4 separate regions of the Homo sapiens genome follow, and regions 1, 2 and 3 are each linked to region 4. Evidence: read pairs that join two places in POLR2A ChIA-PET (ENCODE). Cell type or tissue: MCF 10A. All regions are shown on one strand.

Region 1 (5,000 bases), 140 kb before region 4:
CACAGCACTCAAGTATGAAAATCAGTCTTCTAAGGAAAAAGCAAAAATTCAGGGAGTACCTGCTAGGGTAGGGGCCAGGACTATATTCAAACATACATTTGTGGAGAAAAAGCAAAAACGGAGCAAACAACTGAGCCATACCTTTATCTTCCAGGCGCTGCTTCTTACCCTGAAAGACAGGACCCCCTGTAAGAGAAATGACAGGCAGAAAAAAAGTTGTGGAATGTAACTGGGAGGGAGAAAGAGAGCAAGACAAGGGAGTTGAGGACAATGAGCAATCACAAGACTATACCAATCAAAAGTAGATTCTCCTAAAGTATCTCATAAGATATTGTAATTACCAACTGTCCACTCATATATGTATGTATACATATATATGTATACATGCATATATATTTGTATAAATGCATATGTCCCTCAAAAGACTGATGAAGGAAAATAGAAAAGGTGACACCTAATAAATTGGTTTTGCTGTTTTTATAAAATTGGCTAAAGAAGTCTTTAGATTTGGGATTCAATTGTTTAATATGTTTTTTAGAATCTCCTGTGTGTTATGCATTATAGATTAGTGCTTCTCAAATATTAATGAACATATCAGTTCCCTGGGGATCCTGTTAAAATGAAAATTCTGATTCTGGGTAGGTCTGGGTTAAGGCATGACATTATACATTTCTAACAAGCTCCCTGGTTTTGTTGATGTATGCAGAACCTGTCTTCCAGTAGCTGACAGTATCCTTCCTACCAAGAAACTGATATGTCTAATGGATTCTTCATCTTCTACTTTCTGCAGCAGCAAATGGGGTATAATCTGGATAGAGTCAAATTTGCATGTGGTTACTTTTCAAAAATACATTTTTCTCCTTTGGTTAGATACTGTTTCTCCAATACAAATTACATTGTAACAGCTATAGCTATAAATCACAGATATTTCCCTCTCTTACTAATTAATAGAATTTTCTCCTGTAGTGGAATGTTTTTATGCTTGAATGCTCAAGAGGATTCCAGAAAGTAGTCTTTGGCAGCAAAGGGTGGTGGAAACCCCATGAAACTAAGCAAGAGACAAAAGTTCCCATTTGGGTCTTCCCCTAAATGACTTGCTGACTTTATTAAATCAGTTTATCTTGCTGGATAGTTTTCTCAGCTATTAAAATTAAGAGTTGTCCTTTCAGCTCTTACTTGAAATTATTTACAAAGAACAGGAAAGAGAAAGAGACAGAGAGAAAATGAGTGCACTTTGTCTAGGCTGTAAGCCTTGTGGATGTATGGTGATGATATGGTTCTTGATTGATATATGCCTGGCATTTAAGCTGTTTCCATTGATAGTTCATTTTTGCCTTTTGGATGGCATTTTTATCAGGAAAACATACCGAGGCAAGTCAAAATCCACCTTGGGAAGAATGCAGGTGCATTCTGTGATTATAATAGAATTAATGACTCAGAAGCAAAAAACCAGCTGGTTCTAATCACCTGAATCTTTATTGACAAAACAGTTCACACCTACTACTAGTTGTTTGCTAAAAGTCTGCACCAAATCACTGAAGCTTTAAAAGCTAGATCACTGCAGTCTTTTCCCCAGGCACTGACATGGGTAATTACGGTATTGTGGTTCATGCCACAGCCCCAGACTTCATTTCAATCCTAGCTTGGAAAGGAGTTATTTTTATTTTGGTGCGCAGGAAATAAACTTTTTGCATATATTAATATAACCCCATGTAAAATGTAAAGGTGCCAGCACTAAATGTGACCAGCCCTTTGTTATGTTCTTGATTCTTGAATTAAGGTTTCCCATCTTCACTGGAGACGAGTGCCTTTCGGCAAAGAACTATCTGTTTAAAGTCTGAATTAGTTCATTTCACCTTTTGGAATTTCTTTCAGCCTCCAACTCAAACCATGCTTACAACCAAAGCCATGAGTCTTGCCTGAGTTTACGTATTATTTTCCATCACATATGAACCATAAGGAAGTCTATGTGCTAGTTAATCTGTTACTGCATAACAAATTACTCCAATGCTTAGTGACTTAAAACAACAAACATTTATTACCTCACCTTTTCTCTGGGTCAGGAATCAAGTTGTGGCTTAGCTGGGTCCTCTGACTTTGGGTCTCTGACAAGGCTGCAGCTCATTCAAAGCTCGACTGGAAAAGATCCACTCCCTAGCTCAAATACTAGTGGTTGCTGGCAGGATTGACTTCCTGCCTCTGTTTCTCATAAATTCTTCCACCTTCAATTCCTTGCCACATACACTTCTCCATAGAGCATCTCACAACATGGCAGCTTTCTTAGCAAGTGAGGGGGCAAGAGAAGGTTCCAGCAAGAGAGAGGATGCTAATAAGACCAAAGTTAAGAGTCTTTAGTAACCTAATCATAGAAGTGGCAACCCATCAATTTTGCCATATACTGTTCGTTGGAAACAAGCCCCTGGTGTGAATGCCAAGATGTTGGCATCATTGAGAGCCATGTCAGAAGCTGCCTACCACAATCTAGAATTAAAATTCTCCCTGAGTTGACTCCAACCATTTAGAGTTAAACCTAGAATTTTAAATGATTTCAAAAAGCAAAATAGGAATTCAGAGCAAAATATACCCCCTCCCCAGCAGTGCAAGAGGCTGTATGACTCATGCAGATAGGCAGCCTAATGGGTGTGGTCAGTAGCACAGGCAAAGAAGAACCTGGCTGTTTCTAGAAGCTCCTTTTGAGTAAACGTAGCCTTTTCTTCACTGACCTGAGTCTTCTAAAATGCTATCAATCCTCCTCAAAAACACTCATAAATGATTCCATCTCCTTCAATTTTAAAACTAGTTTAAAGTCTTTTACTCCACTCAACAAGTAATTTTCATAAAACAAAAACTTTAAGGACAAGCATAAAAACTCTTTATTGCTGATTAACATGTACTCACATGCTTGTTACATAAAAGACATTTAATAAACACTGCTCTTGCTTTATGTTACCTTTTGTCCTAGACATTCCAATATTTGTGTTTGTTAGGGAATCATGGATATCACATTCTCCATCTCTCTCCTAGAAATCCCTGTTCTGTTCTGTTCACATTTTTCTTCCCACAGTCTATTCAAAAACCTGCTCCTAGAATCATCACCTTTATGTTTAAATATGTTTACATCGTTTCTTTTGCCCCAAAAGTCTACTAGAAGACATGCACTGAACATATCCTAAGATTACAATAAATAGGTTGTTTAAGAGTTAAAACTTCAGAAGCAACAAAATCTAACATGAATTTTCTTGGGGTCCCAAGGAATAGGTATCTCAATAAGAGGCAGGATAGTGGCTTATTTTTCAACAAAGCGGCACTAATGAAGTAGGATAGCACTCTGAGGAAAAGAGGAAAGATATATGACTAAAAATCGATAAAGGTAGAAACCAATTTAACAATAATAGCAGGACCTATAATATGAGATGGTGGCATGAAGGGACAGCTGCCAGCCACATCCAGTTTCCCCATGAAGAATACTCTAGTAGCCAGATTGTCAATTAACCAGAGAGAAAAATAGAGAAAAGGCTAATTCAGCTATTAGAAAGTATAACTAAAATCCAAAGCAAAGTTTTGGGTTTTTTTGGTAAAGAAGATAGAAATAGACCAAACATTCTTAAATTGCTTTTAAAAGTGCATAATACAGCTCTGTATGGAGCACAGTACATTTTCTCCTTAGTTTACTCTCCCCCAGATTATTTTCCAGATTTCTCCAGGTGTTTCTCATGCCAATAATAAAAACCTCTGTGAGCCAGTTGAGTGGGTTGTGGGATAAATGGGTGCCTCACAGCCAGGTAGAGGCCAACCCGGAGCATCCCGGGAAGGCTGGTCTAGTCCACGAAGAAGGCAGTGAGAGTTGGTGGGGGGGATCGTGGGGGCAGTCAGATCTGATTCCCTTTACAGTGAAGCCCAGAGGGGAAAAAAGCATTCTGCTCATAAGATTTCCTCATATTCAGCCATCCATTTGCTAATATATTCTCTTGACATAAGTAGCCCCACTAAATTCCTCTTTCCTCATCACCAACTCTAAAATGACAGTTTAAGGATTATCCTTTCTGCCACTTACCACGAAACTCAGCTCCAAGCCAGTTTGTTGTAGGTTTCTGAACTTAACCGCATAGCTCACAACTGAGTGTCTAATCAATCATTCTATGACTGAATCCATCTGGAACAAATTTGAAGAAGTGGCCATGTAGGTTTCTTTAGGGGAAAAAAAAATTAAACTGAAACCAGAGTTGATTTTTTCAAAAGTTCAGAAGAAAAAAAATTATAAAACTTAGCAATGACTTCCCCCCCAGAAATTGTTCATGCTCTCTGAATAAGACTTATTCTGTCCTACCCCATTCTGCATTGCATTTAATCCTTCAGAGAGGTGACCTGTGAATGTGTTGCAGCAGAGTCCACTTTCCTGATAATGAGCTCATGGTCACTACTTGGGTAGAAGGGAAGAGGGATATGGTGTGGCCAGGTGGTCACCATAACCTCATGTTGCTCTTAAATTCCCAAACACACAGGGCTCAACTGAGAGATTATGTAACCAAAAGAGCCTGTTTCTGGTCAATTCTTGCTAGACCACTGGTTTTTGCCCCATACGCATTAAAGGATAATTTAAATAATGCAGCCAGGTAGATTTAAGTACTAGATGGTTTTTAGAACTCCATCTTTCCTTTCCTTGCTAGGCCCAAATTGTTAATGTAAGTTTAGGATATACTTCTCCATATATACCCTTAAGTCTGCACCATCCATGCATTTGTTCAATCTTTAATGATTTATTCATCAGTTCATGCATCAATGCATTCAATTAACACGTGTTCAAACTGTACTAGAAGCCTAGGCACACCACCTTTCTTACAAGGACTTCCTAGTCTGTCTGAAGATGTAACATAAGGTCAGACTTTTAAAAATTAAATGATACAAATAATTCAGCTCAATAATTCAAGTCAACAGACCCTAGTTGAGAGCCTCAGTCCCCACATCATCAGTGGTAAGTGGCGATTACTGAAAAATTCTGG
Region 2 (5,000 bases), 95 kb before region 4:
CCTCCCTTGCACCAGCCCCTTCCAAGGTCCTGAAAGGGACCCTATGTTCACATAGTTATATATTTTTGTAAAATTTGTATAATACATTTTAGCTGTATTGGTTAGAATTACTCTTTCATCTTGGGCTCCCCTCATCACACTTCACATGTCACGTGGCTCTGAAGTGCGTCAAAAGTATGTTTGAGATCCAGCCTGGGAAAGTGGAGTTAGGAGAGTGTATTTAGTTTGGATTTAGTAGGATATATTTATATAGTTAACATTCATTTCTATGTATGGTTAATTTGAGCTCCTGTCTGGGGTAGGAATAGCCTCTAGAAATATTCCCACCACCCTCTGTGTTGACCATAGCTGACAGCATGCCCAAAAGTTCAGGGCCAGGAGTCCCATCACACTATAACATTCTACAGCATCCAACAATGGATGTAAATAGCAGAGGAAAAACAAGTTTTGGAATATGCAGAGCTATAAATTAATCTATGGAAAATCCTTCCATTCACCAGACATGTAAAATAATAAGCAGAGGATGTGGTTTTAATCAATGCCTACTCATGAATATACCTAATTATGCAGCATATACAACTATAAATGCACCATACCATGAAAATATTTTCATATATTTCTCTAGGAACTCACCAGAAATTATTCTGACAATAAAAAGTGAGTTGTAACCAAAAAGATGTTCAGATAATACCAAAAGTGATCATTTTTGAGAAGAAGAAATAAATTTCAAATAGAAGTAATAAATAGACTCTTGAGTTGATTAATAAATTAATGGAGAGGACTATGAATCATATGAACACACTGGGGAAGAACATAAATGTCCTGCTACTTTGATCTAGAACACTAATATCAGTGAAGGTAACAGAAAACTGGTAATTATACACCACAACAGGACATCAGAACTCACTGGCTAATGAGTGTGACCATTTCAAAGGATATTTAAGAGTAGTCCCTGCACAAGAACACTTGGAGTGATCTGAACTCATATAGATCTGATATGACAGAAATCTGATAGAGGTTCCCAAATCTGAGAGCAATATCAAAAATTTGCATGATATTGTAATAATGAATTGTGAAATCAAAGAAACTTTTATAAACTACCAATTTAAAAAAAACTTAACCAGGCTAGAGGAAAACCTGGTTTATTTTACTGTTCTTTCTACAGAAAATAATACAAAATTGCATTTATTGGCAACCAGAATATGCATTAAAAAAGTAGGAAAAAAGTATTACAAAGGAGTGTTAGGCAGTTAATTAACAAAAAATGTTATTTTCCCAGACTTTGAGATTTTTGCTGTATTTATCAGCTTTTAAAATGTATAATTTATTGTAATTTCTTACATCATTCTAAATAAAAATTTACTTTTGTGTCTAATTTTGTACTTACAATTTTATATTTTTTTTCTTTAAAGTGAGCCTTCAAATACATATAAGCTTCATTCAAAACCTGGATACATCCCTGGAATAAGAGCACAAAGCAGTTCTGCCACTAGCTTAAATAGTGCTTTTGTGCAAATTAGAAAGGACACATATTCTGGGCCTTGCAATATTTGACTAGGCAGAAAAAAGGTACATATTGTAGGTACAGGAAGTGGCCCTTTATTTCAAACTTTCCCCACTGCCAATAGCAACATTTACTCTTGTTAATAGCAACTGTAGATTAAAGAGTTACCGATGTCTCGCTCAAGCTGAAGAGTTGAAAAATATATTTCAACCCTTGGTCTCCACAGATGAGTTTTTCTCATGGTGCTTCAACATTCTATTTCCCCTGCTTGTCTCTTAGCAGTGATTATCTGCCTTGACTTCCCTTTAAGATCTATTGACCAGCCATTAATAAAAAGGCAAAGACCTCAAAGAGGTCAATCTGTGACTGTCTAAACCCCTGATCATACCCCAGCTCCTGGATCTTGCCTTATAATTCTAGTATCATTCACTTCAATAAACATTTTACTGGGCATCTGCCCTGTGCCAGGCACTATGTTAAGTACTAAGGAAGCAAAGATAAAAATGGCATGGTCTCTGACCTCAAAAAACTTACAATATGGTGGGGAAAATAAACAATGTTTTGGGTTCCATTTTTTTTAAAGTCACTATTTCTCGACCATCTATTATTCATAAGCTGCTTTCAACCCCTTATCTGACTCCTCACATTCACCCTGTGAAGAAGGAATTATTAGTTTCATTTTACTGGTGAAGAAACAGATTCAGTGATTTGTTTAGGCCCAAATATCAAGCAGGGGCAGAACCAAGACTGGAAACAAGATCCGTCTTTCTCCAGAGACTGAATATGTTCTTAGGGTAGCATAGCTGAGGGCAGTTAACCCTGATCAGAGCAGGTCAGTGAAAGCACACCTGTGCTGATCTTAAAGGTAGAATAGGATTTCTTCAAGTAAGGAAAGGGTGTTTCAGCAGAAAGGAATTTATGCACAAAGGCAAGGAAGCAAAACACAACAAGCAACATGTCAAGAAACCTCGTAAACCTCGTTGTTCCAAACACTCAACCAAGATCCTGACTCCTAATAATGAATCATGTGGTGAAAAATCTCACTCCATCCATCAGTTTATTTACCTAACCTTTTTTCTCTCTTTCCTTACTCCTCTTCATAAACATGGATACAATGGCTGTTTAAACACCATATCTACTTTTAAGGAATATACAGTTTATTGGAGAGACAAAGTAATCAAATAATCTTACAGACGAATGTAATTTTAGAAATTACATGTTAATATACTTTGCACATTGCAACTGTGACACGTGCTACAAAAAAAGGAATGTGGTGCTACAGGAGCCTATAAGGAGAAACTCAAATGACCTACTCAAGCCTCCCTGGAAAAGTGTCTCTTGAACTGAGATCTTAAAGATGAGTAGGAGTGGCCGGGCGCGGTGGCTCACGCCTGTAATCCCAGCACTTTGGGAGGCCGAGGCGGGCGGATCACGAGGTCAGGAGATCGAGACCATCCCGGCTAAAACGGTGAAACCCCGTCTCTACTAAAAATACAAAAAATTAGCCGGGCGTAGTGGCGGGCGCCTGTAGTCCCAGCTACTTGGGAGGCTGAGTCAGGAGAATGGCGTGAACCCGGGAGGCGGAGCTTGCAGTGAGCCGAGATCCCGCCACTGCACTCCAGCCTGGGCGACAGAGCGAGACTCCGTCTCAAAAAAAAAAAAAAAAAAAAAAAGATGAGTAGGAGTTAACTACATAAAATAGGTAGGGAAAAACATTCAGAAAGGGATCTGCTCATGCAAACATCCTTTGGAGGGAGGGAACATTTTCTGGGACCCAGTCCAATCAACCAAAATACCAGTGTAGCTGGAGCCACAGATAAGGCTGGCTACAGTATAATCTATAAAGAGTAAAAACACAACTTTAAAGTAAAGAAGTAGTAAAGAGCAAAGTAAAGAGTAAAGACACAACTTTAGAGTAAAGAAGTTGTGTCTTTACTCTTATATCAATGGGAAGGTATTTAAATATTTTAAGCAGGTAAGTAACAATCAGATTCACACTTTGGAAAAATTCCGTTTAGCCTGGAGATAGGTTGGAAGTGGGCTCAGATGGATGCAGGTTAGAAAGCTATTGCAGCAGCCAGGGGAAAGATGACATGTTAACTTGGGCAGGAGTGTTGCTAGAGAGCATGAGAAGTGAACAGATTATATTGTATATAGGAGATGAAAACTAGGACTTAACAATGGATTGGAAGCAGAAAGTGAGGCAGAGGAACATGCTGAGAATGAGTATAGGTTTCTGGCTCCCATAATCTGATAGGCAGGCAATTGTTTCCAAGTAGATTCATGGATCTATCTGAGCTTCTCCCATGTTGGAGCTCTATCACCTTCAACAGCTGACTTCCAAGGTCACTGTGCTCATCCCACATCAGGAGGTGGGTGGAAAAAAGCATGAAGGATAGAATCTGAGAACTTGTTAGGGGGAAGGTGTGGAAGGTGCTTACATCACTCTGCTCTTCTTCCTTTGGCTGCAAGGAAGGCTGGGAAACAGAGTCTGGCTATCTCTCCAGGAAGAAGAGCAAACAGGTTTGGTCACTAGTTAGCAGTCTCTGCCTCAATGGGCAAGCTAGAAAATGAGCATATTCTTTATTCTGGTCATGGAAGTGTTCCATGGGGACAGAGAACAGTTTTCTACCTTTCGGATTTGTTTACTTTCACTTATTTCTCCTTATCCCTATAGCTCTTTTCTTTACAAAAGTAACTAGAGTTCCCCACTTGCATATATTCATTTTTAATGGGGGCAAATCACCTTTCCAATACTATTTATTTATTTAGTAGATATTTAGTTGTCTGCTATCTTAGCCTAGTTGTTTACTTCATGTCTAAGGACGGCAGGAACAAAGACAACTAATATTTTATTCTTAAAAAGTGGGGATGAGAGGGGTAATTAGAACTGGGTTTTTAATTTATAAGAAAAAAGTATGCACAAATATCATTTCCTTGGTGTTATTTCTAATGACCAAATAAACAAAAACAGTTTAAATGTACATAACGAGAAATGGCTAAGTTAAAATTACGGTACATCTGTATGTAGAATATTGTGCAGTGACTAAAATCATATTTATAAAGAGAATTTTTAGAGTGGGGAACGTTTACAATACAGTGTTAAGTGGAAAATAGCAGGAAGTGCTATCTCACTTACATAAATATATATATGTAAAGAAGATAGCTAGAAGAGAAGATTTTGAATGTTCCCAACACAAAGAAATGATAAATGTTTGAGCTGATATATATATGCTAATTAGCTTGATTTAATCATTACACATTGTACACATACATCAAAATATCACTCTGTACCCCATAAATATGTACAAATGTTATGTGTTAATTAAAAATAATAATTTAATTTTTAAAAAAAGAAGAGTGCATAACCAAATGTTAACTGTAGTTATTAGGTTGGTGCAAAGTAATTGCAGTTTTTGCCATTAAAGGTACTGAGGTAGGATTATATTTCTGAGGTAGGTTTAAAGGAACAGTATATTCCCCTCTCTGTACTTTC
Region 3 (5,000 bases), 48 kb after region 4:
CCCTCTTCCAGAACTGCCCCCATTGCATTACCCCAGGAGTGCTAGTCACACAGGATACAATGAGTCGGGCCAGGAGTGGCCTCTGGCATCCTCAGCTCCACTTCTGTACCTGGTGATGTCATTCTGGTTGAGTTCAAAATTCATCTTTCTCAGGAAGCTTTCCTGGAATTCTTCAGCAAGCAGAAGTCTGTGCACAGGGCTTCTATCATAGCACCTTGCCATGTTTGTTTGTTTGTTTGTTTTGAGACAGTCTAGCCCTGTCGCCCAGGCTAGAGTGCAATGGCGTGATCTTGGCTCACTACAACCTCTGCCTCCTGGGCTCAAGCGAGTCTCCTGCCTCAGCCTCCAAGTAGCTGGGATTATAGGCACCCACCCCCACGCCCAGCTAATTTTTGTATTTTTAATAGAGATGGGGTTTCACCATGTTGGCCAGGCTGGTCTCAAACTCCTGACCTCAAGTAATCTGCCCACCTCCGCCTCCCAAAGTGCTGGGATTATAGGCATGAGCCACCATGCCGGACCACCATGGTTTCTTTTGAAGCTACCTGGCTGTGTGTTTGTTTCTTTCATTAACAGAGTTAAGGGCAAAGTCCATGACTTACTAATCTTTATAGCTCCATCTCCTAGCCCAGTGTCTCATACATTCAATAAATGTTGGTTAAACTGAAATGCTGTGTTCATGCCATCTCACTTTCAGGACTGATTTTCTAGAGAGGAATTCTGACTTATAGTACATATCTTTACATCATCTATAGTCATCATACACAAAGCTGGCTAAATATCAGAATCTCCTGAAGAGTTTTTTTGTTTTGTTTTATTTTAAATATAGCTTCCTGGGCCAGGCACGGTGGTTCACACCTGAAATCCCAGCACTGTGGGAGGTCGAGGCAGGCAGATCATTTGAGGCCAGGAGTTCGAGACCAAAGTGACTGACATGGTGAAACCCTGTCTCTACTAAAAATACAAAAAAATTAGCCAGGTGTGGTGGCACACACCTGTAGTCCCAGCTACTCAGGAGGCTGAGGCAGGAGAATCGCTTCAACCTGGGAGGCAGAAGTTGCAGTGAGCTGAGATCATGCCGTTGCACTCCAGCCTGAGTGACAGAACAAGACTGTCAAAAAACAAAACAAAACAAAACAAACAAACAAACAAAATATATATAGGAATTGAGTGTATTACAAAGATGCCATTTCATATCATGGGGGAATGGATAGCAACCATTTCTCCAATAGTGCTAATTTTCATAATTTCCCTAGGCCATAATGTGATCAGTACTTTAATAATTTGATCGTGATACAGAACTGATGCTGACTACATGTATAAAAGCATAGGACACAAAGCCACTTTGCTGGAATGAGTGGCTACTCTAAGGTATTTATTCACCTGGGCAATGCGTTTGCTCTTACGTTTACCTTTGATGTTTACGAGGTATGCTGCAAGTAAAATTGCCAGGTCAAGGCCAAAGATTAAAGAAAAGAATAAGTGGAGGGAGTGGAATGTAATGAAAGTGAAGAAGTTTATTTTGTCAGTTTTAATATAATTTATTATTTTTAGCATCTAATAACTAAAGATATTTATATTCAAAATTCCTTTATTATTGAAATCCCTGCAGCAAAAATAACTTTGATACTGCCCCTCTAAAAATTCTCCAACTCCTAATTTCCTTAATCTCCGGAAACAATGGTTTTGATAATATACTTTTCGTAGTGATAAGCATCTTAGGAATGATACTATTGGCTTACAACAGAATAAGTTATATTTAATAAATAGTATTGCCTGACCTTATGGAACTTACAGATGAAGGGAAGAAGAAACCATTAAACAACATCAACATGACCAAACCTGAACTCACCTTTTTTCTCCCAAATCTAGACTTCTTCACATCCGTTTAAGAGAAGCATACCATGGCTTACTTGACTCTGGCCACTACATATTTCTCCAGCCTCATCTCTTGCCACTTTTTCCCTCAAACATTCCTTTCCAGGCCATGCGCCGTGGCTCATGCCTGTAATCCCAGCACTTTGGGAAGATGAGGCAGGTGGATTACCTGAGGTCAGGAGTTTGAGACCAGCCTGGCCAACATGGTGAAACCCCATCTCTACTAAAAATACAAAAATTAGCCAGGCGTGGTGGCAGGTGCCTGTAATCCCAGCTACTCTGGAGGCTGAGGCACAAGAATCACTCAAACCCAGGAGGCTGAGGTGGCAGTGAGATCGCGCCACTGCACTCCAGCCTGGGTGACAGAGCAAGATTCCGTCTCAAAACAACAACCACAAAAATTCCTTTCCAGATAAAATAAAATCACTTCACTTTTCTCACTTCCTGGTTTTTATATATGTGTTGCCTCTGCTTTAATCACTCTTTTCTACCCCTTTATCACTTGCCTACTTAGCAAGCAGCTCTTCACCTACTCTAGGAAGCTTGACCTGACACCCTCCTCACTAGTTTGTGTTGGCCTCTTATCTCTCTGCTCCCTATGGCACCCTGCACTATGCCCATCATAGCTGCTACTACGCTGAATTGTATTTATCTGTTTACTTCTCTCCTTCACCACCAGACTATAAACTCGCTGATGGTAAGAATTGTGCCTATTATGTTTACTCCTATACCTCTAGGCTTAACACAATCCCTGGGACATGGCAGGCTTCAATAGTTCATTGGTTAAATGGATGGATGGATGAATGAATGAATGAATGAATGAACAGTGTGATAATTGTTACAGAAAAAAATTATCAAAAAGTGTCAAGATCACCTTCAGGTTTGATGATTCACTGAAAGGACTCACAGGATTCAGAAAAGCTATTACACTCACAATTATGGTTTACTACAGCAAAAGAATGCAGACTTAAGTCAGCAAAAAAAAAAAAAAAAAAAAGGTATATAGGGCAGACTCCATGAGAAACCAAGAACAAGCTTCCAGTTGTCATCTCTCAGAGGAATCTCACAGACAGCACTTAATTCCCCCAGTTAAACAATTCGTGATAACAAGCACAAAGTGTTGCCAACCAGGGAACCCCACAAAGCCTTTGTTCAGAGGTTTTTATTGGGGTCAGTCACATAGGTGTGGGATACCTGCATGACCAACTCTACTTACTCTATCTCCAGCCTCCTTCCAGAGGTCAAACTGATACAGTGTGGCCCAGGGCCTCAGTCACACAAAAACAGGCATTTATCATAAATCACATTGTTAGCATAAACTAGCCACGTAAACCAAAGTCTCAGGTACACAAAGACAGTCTTATCAGAAAGGATATTTTAAGGGCTCAGAGGTTACCTCCCAGGAACCATTCAAGGACCCTTCCTGAAGACCTTTGGAATGTGCAGAATTTGAGGAACCCAGGCCTACTGAGTTAACCCTTTACTTATTACAGAAACTCGGTAGACTCGGGTAGGCTAAAGCAGGCCTCCCAACAGAAACATCAGCTGAGCCGCATACAAACGTATAAGCAGCATAAGCAAAATCACTGAGGCACAAGTGAATATGGCTCTTTGGGGGACTGAAAACTCATTCAGCTCAAGTCTCCTCTATTACAGATCCTCAAGTTTTAAGTCCCTATGACCACCCCTCTCCAACCTGCATTTATCTTCTCTCTAGGCTGTCTTTTCAAAATACTGGAAAAATGCTCCTCACATCATTCCATATTCTTCTTAATCTACTTTTTATGGCATGCAGAACTTTATGCCCCTTTTCTCACAAAGCATTTCTTTCAAAATATGGTCTGTATGTATTTTGAAACTCAAAAAGTATTTATTATTTTCTTTCTTCTTTTTAACAATCTCTCCTAGGGGCACTTAAAGTACCCTAGTTACTTCCTAGGTTGGGGACAATGGTAGGATAGCATAAAATATTAGGAGAGAGGAATAAGTTTATATCTCAAAATATAGACTCATTATACTCATATGTCTCCTTGCAAATTTCTCAAGAGAAAACAGAGTCTCGCCAGGCGCGGCGGCTCACACCTATAATCCCAGCACTTCGGAGGCCGAGGCGGGTGGATCACCTGATGTCAGGAGTTTTAGACCAGCCTGATCAACATGGTGAAACCCCTTCTCTACCAAAAATGCAAAAAATTTAGCCAGGTGTGGTGGTGGGCATCTGTAATCCCAGCTACTTGGGAGGCTGAGGCAGGAGAATCGCTTGAACCTGAGAGATAGCGGTTGCAGTGAGCCGAGACCACACCACTGCACTCCAGCCTGGGCAACAGGAACAAAACTCCGCGAAAAAAAAAAAAAAGAAAGAAAGAGAGAAAGAAAGAAAGGAAGAAAGAGAGAGAAAGAAAGAAAACAATGTCTTATATATCACTTGAATTCCCAGTTGCACATTGCTCATGAATTTATATTAGGCCAAGTCTGCATGGCCATGCTCTACAATTAAATAAAATGATAAATGTGAAGAGTGCTGCAATGAACATACATGTGCATGTATCTTTGTAATAGAATGATTTATATTCCTTTGGGTATATACCCAGCAATGGTATTGCTGAGTCAAATGGTATTTCTGGTTCTAGATCTTGAGACACGGAATCAACCCAAATGCCCATCAATAATCGACTAGATAAAGAAAATGTGGTACATATACACCATGGAATACAATGCAGTTACAAAAAGGAACAAGATCATGTCCTTTGCAGGGACATGGATGGAGCTGGAAGCCATTATCTTCAGCAAACTAACCAGGAACAGAAAACCAAACACTGCATGTTCTCACTTATAAGTGAGAGCTGAACAATGAGAACACATGGACAAAGGAGGCAAACAACACACACTGGGGCCTGTCAGGGTGTGGGGTGGGGGAAGGGAGAGCATTAGGAAAAATAGCTAATGCATGCTGGGCTTAATAACTAGGTGATGGATTGATAGGCACAGCAAGCCACCATGGCACACGTTCACCTGTGTAACAAACCTGCACATCCTGCACATGTACCCCAGAACTTAAAATTAAAGTTAAAATTAATTTTTAAATGATAAATGTGAAAACAACATACTGCCTACATTCAACA
Region 4 (5,000 bases):
TCCCAACTCCCCTCTCATGGCACTCTTCTGCAACTTACCAAGTGTAACCTCTTAGCCTCTGTTATTTTATCCATAAAGTAGGAATTTATACCTTGCCTGGCCAAAAGTGGGATTGAGGCGGATTACTTCATGAGGGCCTACCTGACAACAAGACCTATGATTCTGGCTTAAATTCCAAAGTTACCATGTTTTTAACTTTTTGCCACAAGACAGGAGTCATTCTCTCCCTGTTCTAATGATTTAGTAATCCTAAGCAAGGCAACAGGCATGAGTTATGCTGACTATTCATGTCTTCTTGATTCATGAGTTTGTGAATTTTAATCATAATCACTTTTCACCAGAGGTAGAGAATCTAGTAAAGTGAGTAGTAGGAGGAAAACCTCAAACTGTGTTCTGTTTACTCCATAAAAAAAAAAAAAAACATGGCTGACATTTTCTTACTCAATAGGACCTTGCCTGTAAAGATTGCTTTGCAACTGACAAGATCCAGGCAAAATAAGCAGCCGTGTCTCTACTTTCACATGTGGAAACTAGTACCAGCTCTACAACCCAGATCTCCTGGCACCTCCAAGAGCTATCTTTCCATTATTTTCACCTCCAGACTTCCATTAAATGATCCTGAACTACTGCAAATAAGAATTTAAAGGCTTTTAGGGGGGAAAAACTCAAAATCTATTCTAGCCACTGTGCTGAAAAGAACATAAACCTTCGAGAAGGACAGACCTAGTGTTCCTCACTCCCAGTTACCTTAAATACTTCTAATTCTCTCAGTTCTCATTTAATTTATAAAATGAGGAATGTGATACCTCCCTCACATGGTAGTTAGCAGAATTAAATAAGATGATATATGTAAGTGTAGGTAGATAGTGGATTCTCTATCAATACTAAATCCCTTAATAATCTCAGCATTCAAGAAATTCGACTTTAGGCCAGGTGGGATGGTTCACGCCTCCAATCCCAACACTTTGAGGACCAAGGCAAGAGGATCTCTGAGGCCAGGAATTCAAGACCAGCTTAGGCAATATAGTGAGACCACCCCCAACCCCGACTCCATCTCTACAAAAAAAATTTTAAAAACTAGCCAGGCATAGTGGCACGTGCCTATAGTCCCAGCTACTCAGGAGGCTGAGATGACAGGATCCCTTGAGCCCAGGAGGTCAGTGAGCTGTGACCATGCCATAGCACTAGAGCCTGGGTAACAGAGAGAGACCTGTCTTTAAAAAAAGGAAAGAAGGAAGGAATTAAAGAAAAAGAAAGAAAATAAATTCTACTTTATTTTGGGCTTAAATCTTTCCTGTTACATTTTTTTTTCTTTTCACACTGTGGAAGATGTGTGTGTGTGTGTAAATCTTTAGTACCTCAATGTATTGTAAGTTTTAGAGTATGAAGGGAGGCTGGGCATGGTGGCTTATGCCTGTAATCCCTGCACTTTGGGAGGCTGAGGCAGGCAGGTTGCTTGACCCCAGGAGTTTAAGACCAGCCTGGGCAACATGGCGTAACCCTATTCTACAAAAAATATATAAAAATTAGCCAGGCGTAGTGCTGCATGCCTGTAGTCCAAGCTACTCAGGGGGTGAGGCAGGTGGATCAATTGAACCCAGGAGGTCAAGGCGGTAGTGAACTGTGATCATGCTACTGCACTCCAGCCTGGGTGACAGAGTGAGAAGAAAGGAAGAAAGGAAGAAAGGGTGAAAGGGAGAGAGAGAGAGAGACAGAGACAGAGAGAGAGACAGAGAAAGGAAGGAAGGAAGGGGAGAGAGAGAGAGAGAGAAAGAGAAAGAAAGAAAAGAAAGAAAGAGAGAGAGAGAAAGAAAGAAAGAAAGAAAGAAAGAAAGAAAGAAAGAAAGAAGAAAGAGAGAAAGGAAATCTGAATATAAACTCTACATCAAGTTAGCGATCCTGATCTTAAGCCTAGCATAGACAGTATGATACTCTATAACTCATTGAGGACCGAGGCAAGAGGATCTCTGAGGCCAGGCATTTATGGGAGGCTCCTTGTGTCATATCAGGGAAGAGAAGCCCTGAATAACCAAGAAACAAAGAAAAAAAAGAGACCTGAATCACTTGCTGTTGGGTTTTTGTTTGTTTGTTTGTTTAATAATTGTAGCAGATGAAAAAGTAGTGGAAAGATCCTAACAGGCAAAGTGCTACCCATTTGCATCTTGTACAGCATTGTTTAAACTCTGAAAACAGGGGGAATTGATTCCTCTGCCCAGATTTCCCCTGATAGTGGCAGTTTAAAAACAAAACAAAACTGGACTTGACTCTCACAAAATATTTTCCTTAAAAGCCTTGCAAAAGATCCTAATGGTTTTCAAAGGCCAGGCCTCAAAAGCAAAATGATTTTGCAAAAGCCAACTCTGGTTTTGTTGAAACTACCATGGCCAAATGAAAACTTCACCCATCTTTCATGAGTTAAAGCAGCAGCAGAGCAGCATACCAAGCAAATGGCAAGGCTACGGTCAATGTAACTTACATTGAGAAAATAATGACAGTTCAGATTTGAAGGAGCTCAGAGTCAAGCTTTATCCCCAAACAGAGACTCATTAAGCACATAGTGTACTAACCACAGCATACCCTACAGGGATAAATTCAGAACTCTTGGCATATGAGATGTTAGGGCTGGAGCAACTCTGAACTTCTTTTACAAAGGCATGAAAAACATGAGAAGCATGCCTCTGAACCTGAGCCAACACATAAGACTGCCATGCCCTCCTGTTTGGGCAAGAAATTGAAAAACACTTAACCTTCGGATGGTTATCTGTCCTCATTATGTTATTCCAATCCGTAAAATTCTGAAGATGGAAAACTAAAGCTAAAATTTGAGTAACTGGGAATAGGGTGAGGAAGACCCTATATCTAAACTCAACTTCACATTGCCAATTACTATCACTAATATTACTACTCTTACCTCTTCTAGCAGTAGACTTCAGTGGGTACTACAGGTTTATTTGCCAAAAAATTGCATAGATATGTTTTGGAAAAAAATACTGTGTTTGAGGAGCAAATGATATGAGGCAACAATGCTTGTTGGAAAAAACACAATGAAAAGAAAAAGGAAACAGCAATCCAAGGAAATTGAAAAACTAGGATAAACAAAGTGAGTGATGAAATCACATAGTGAGGAAATCCATAAAGCAAGATTAGGACATGCACACAGAGAAATAAATATAAAATGGAGAAGGGAAAAAGCAAAGAGCAGACATAAGAAAAATTTTTAAATGACAAAGGAAGAGAAAAGGGCATAGGAAGACAGGGTTAGAGGAAGTGAGGGACTAAGCACTTGTAGGACAAGAAGAACACACTTGCAAACATTTCAAAAGGCACCCAGGTAATGGGACAAAATGATCTTGGAAAATGTTTGTCTTTGAGATGTTTTACATTTGCATTATTTGGTCCTGTATAAATTGCAGCAAATAAGGTATTTTTAATTGTGTTCAAGTACTAGACAATGTAAGTCAGACTTTTTAAACTATCAATGTATAATTATGCCTCAGAACTTTTTCCCCAATAAGCATATAAGCAGTTGAAGTCAATATAAAGTTACTATGATGGAAAAATACAATGAGTATTAAGGAGTCCTGTGGGGGTAATTGTGCATGAAAGAACACAAAAACACCTAACCTTTCCCCTTGGAGAAATATTAGGAATTTCAAATAGAGGAGAACACAGTCTAAGTGTCAAGCAAGCTTAATATCTTGCCCTTATGCGTAATAGAAGCAAAATTAGACTCATACTTAACTGGTCCATTTCTCAAAGAGTAATTATTTCATCATACCATTCTAAAGCCATCTTAATATAGAAATTTTTAACACAGAAACTCAAAGACTGTAGCCAGTAAGCCAGCCACAATGGCACACATATGTAGTCCCAGCTACTCAGAGTATTGCTTGTGCCCAGGAGTTCGAGACTCGCCTGGGCAATGCAGTGAGACACTGTCTCTTAAATAAATAAATAAATAAATAAATAAATAAATAAATAAATAAAGCCTGCAGCCAGTAATGTGAACAGATAAAAAAAATTACAACTTCTAATAATATCTTCCCAAATTTTGAAGCCAGCTTTTCTTTTCTTATTTAACATCTAAAATGTTGTGGTATGCAGAATTTTGGCATGCATTTTAATCTTTGCCCCTGGGATTACTTCTATGGTTATGGTTCATTACATGGTAAAAGGATGTTAATGATCTAATGAAGGTTTCTAATCGCCTGACCCTAAAATAGAGAAATTATTCTGGATTATCCAAGGGGACCCCAAATAATCACATTTACCCTTAAAAGCAGGAGAGGAAGTCAGAGAGATGCAATAGAAAAGGGAGTCAAAGGAATTGAAAGTATGAGAAAGATGTAATGTGCTGTTGTGGGCTCGAAGGTGAAGGGGGCCATGTAGGAGGCATGAGTATAGGAACTGAATTCTGACAACAACCTGAATAAGTTTGTGCTTTAAAATGTAAGTCCTATTATTATTCAGGTATGGTGGGCCAAAAGATCAGAAGACAGTTGTCATTAAAAAGACAGTTTGTTACAGCTGCCAAAAGGAGGGGGCACGCCACACCACACAGGGAAGCACCAGGGTTGGTCAGGACACAAGAATCCTAATTGTGGTTTCCATAGGAAGAAATGGGTGAGGCAGAGTATGAAGGTTTAGAACTGGCTAGTTAGAAAAATTACATTGGGTTCTGGAGAATAGAGGTTTTCCCCACGTGCCTGGTACCTGGGCCCTGGGATAATTGTGCAAGTGGAAAGAGGTCCTGAGTGTGAGTCTGATAAATGAGGTGGTTAGGGTATGGGCTCTGAGTTTGCTAATCTGCATATGAAAGGTACACTCAAAGGCAAGTCATTTACTATCTCTAGGAATTGGCTAGCCCTAGAAGGTACAGGCACGGGAGCGCCAGTAAAGTCCCAGTTGTCAAAGCATCAAAAATACAGAAATAAAAAGGCATGATTAATACCTTGGATACAGCTTGGATACAGATTCTTCCCAATAGCCGCCAAAAAGGA

What was found. Peaks named below come from ENCODE experiments on the same cell type or tissue, not always from the same donor. Only the 100,000 strongest peaks of a DNase experiment are listed, where the experiment ranks them.
Region 1: POLR2A ChIA-PET joins it to region 4 with 6 read pairs; 2 of 35 experiments call an interaction of 5 or more read pairs at or near these places.
Region 2: POLR2A ChIA-PET joins it to region 4 with 6 read pairs; 4 of 35 experiments call an interaction of 5 or more read pairs at or near these places.
Region 3: POLR2A ChIA-PET joins it to region 4 with 5 read pairs; 2 of 35 experiments call an interaction of 5 or more read pairs at or near these places.

What each region holds. Positions count from the first base shown.
Region 1 is chr2:55,899,171-55,904,170 of GRCh38, reverse strand. All of the region lies in intron 5 of EFEMP1 (EGF containing fibulin extracellular matrix protein 1), which reads left to right. Among named protein-coding and RNA genes, the nearest start is that of EFEMP1, 22 kb to the left of the region's middle. In MCF 10A, no CTCF peak of the experiment used is centred here; a DNase peak (open chromatin) is centred at 2,630.
Region 2 is chr2:55,854,582-55,859,581 of GRCh38, reverse strand. The region is part of intron 2 of LOC112268416 (a long non-coding RNA gene); the gene reads right to left. Among named protein-coding and RNA genes, the nearest start is that of EFEMP1, 67 kb to the left of the region's middle. In MCF 10A, no CTCF peak of the experiment used is centred here; no DNase peak of the experiment used is centred here.
Region 3 is chr2:55,710,955-55,715,954 of GRCh38, reverse strand. No RefSeq gene overlaps it. Among named protein-coding and RNA genes, the nearest start is that of PNPT1, 20 kb to the right of the region's middle. In MCF 10A, no CTCF peak of the experiment used is centred here; no DNase peak of the experiment used is centred here.
Region 4 is chr2:55,759,291-55,764,290 of GRCh38, reverse strand. It overlaps LOC107985811 (a long non-coding RNA gene), which reads right to left. Exons shown (of 3, transcript XR_001739192.2): 1 at 4,952-5,000. Among named protein-coding and RNA genes, the nearest start is that of PNPT1, 68 kb to the right of the region's middle. In MCF 10A, no CTCF peak of the experiment used is centred here; DNase peaks (open chromatin) are centred at 2,600 and 3,100.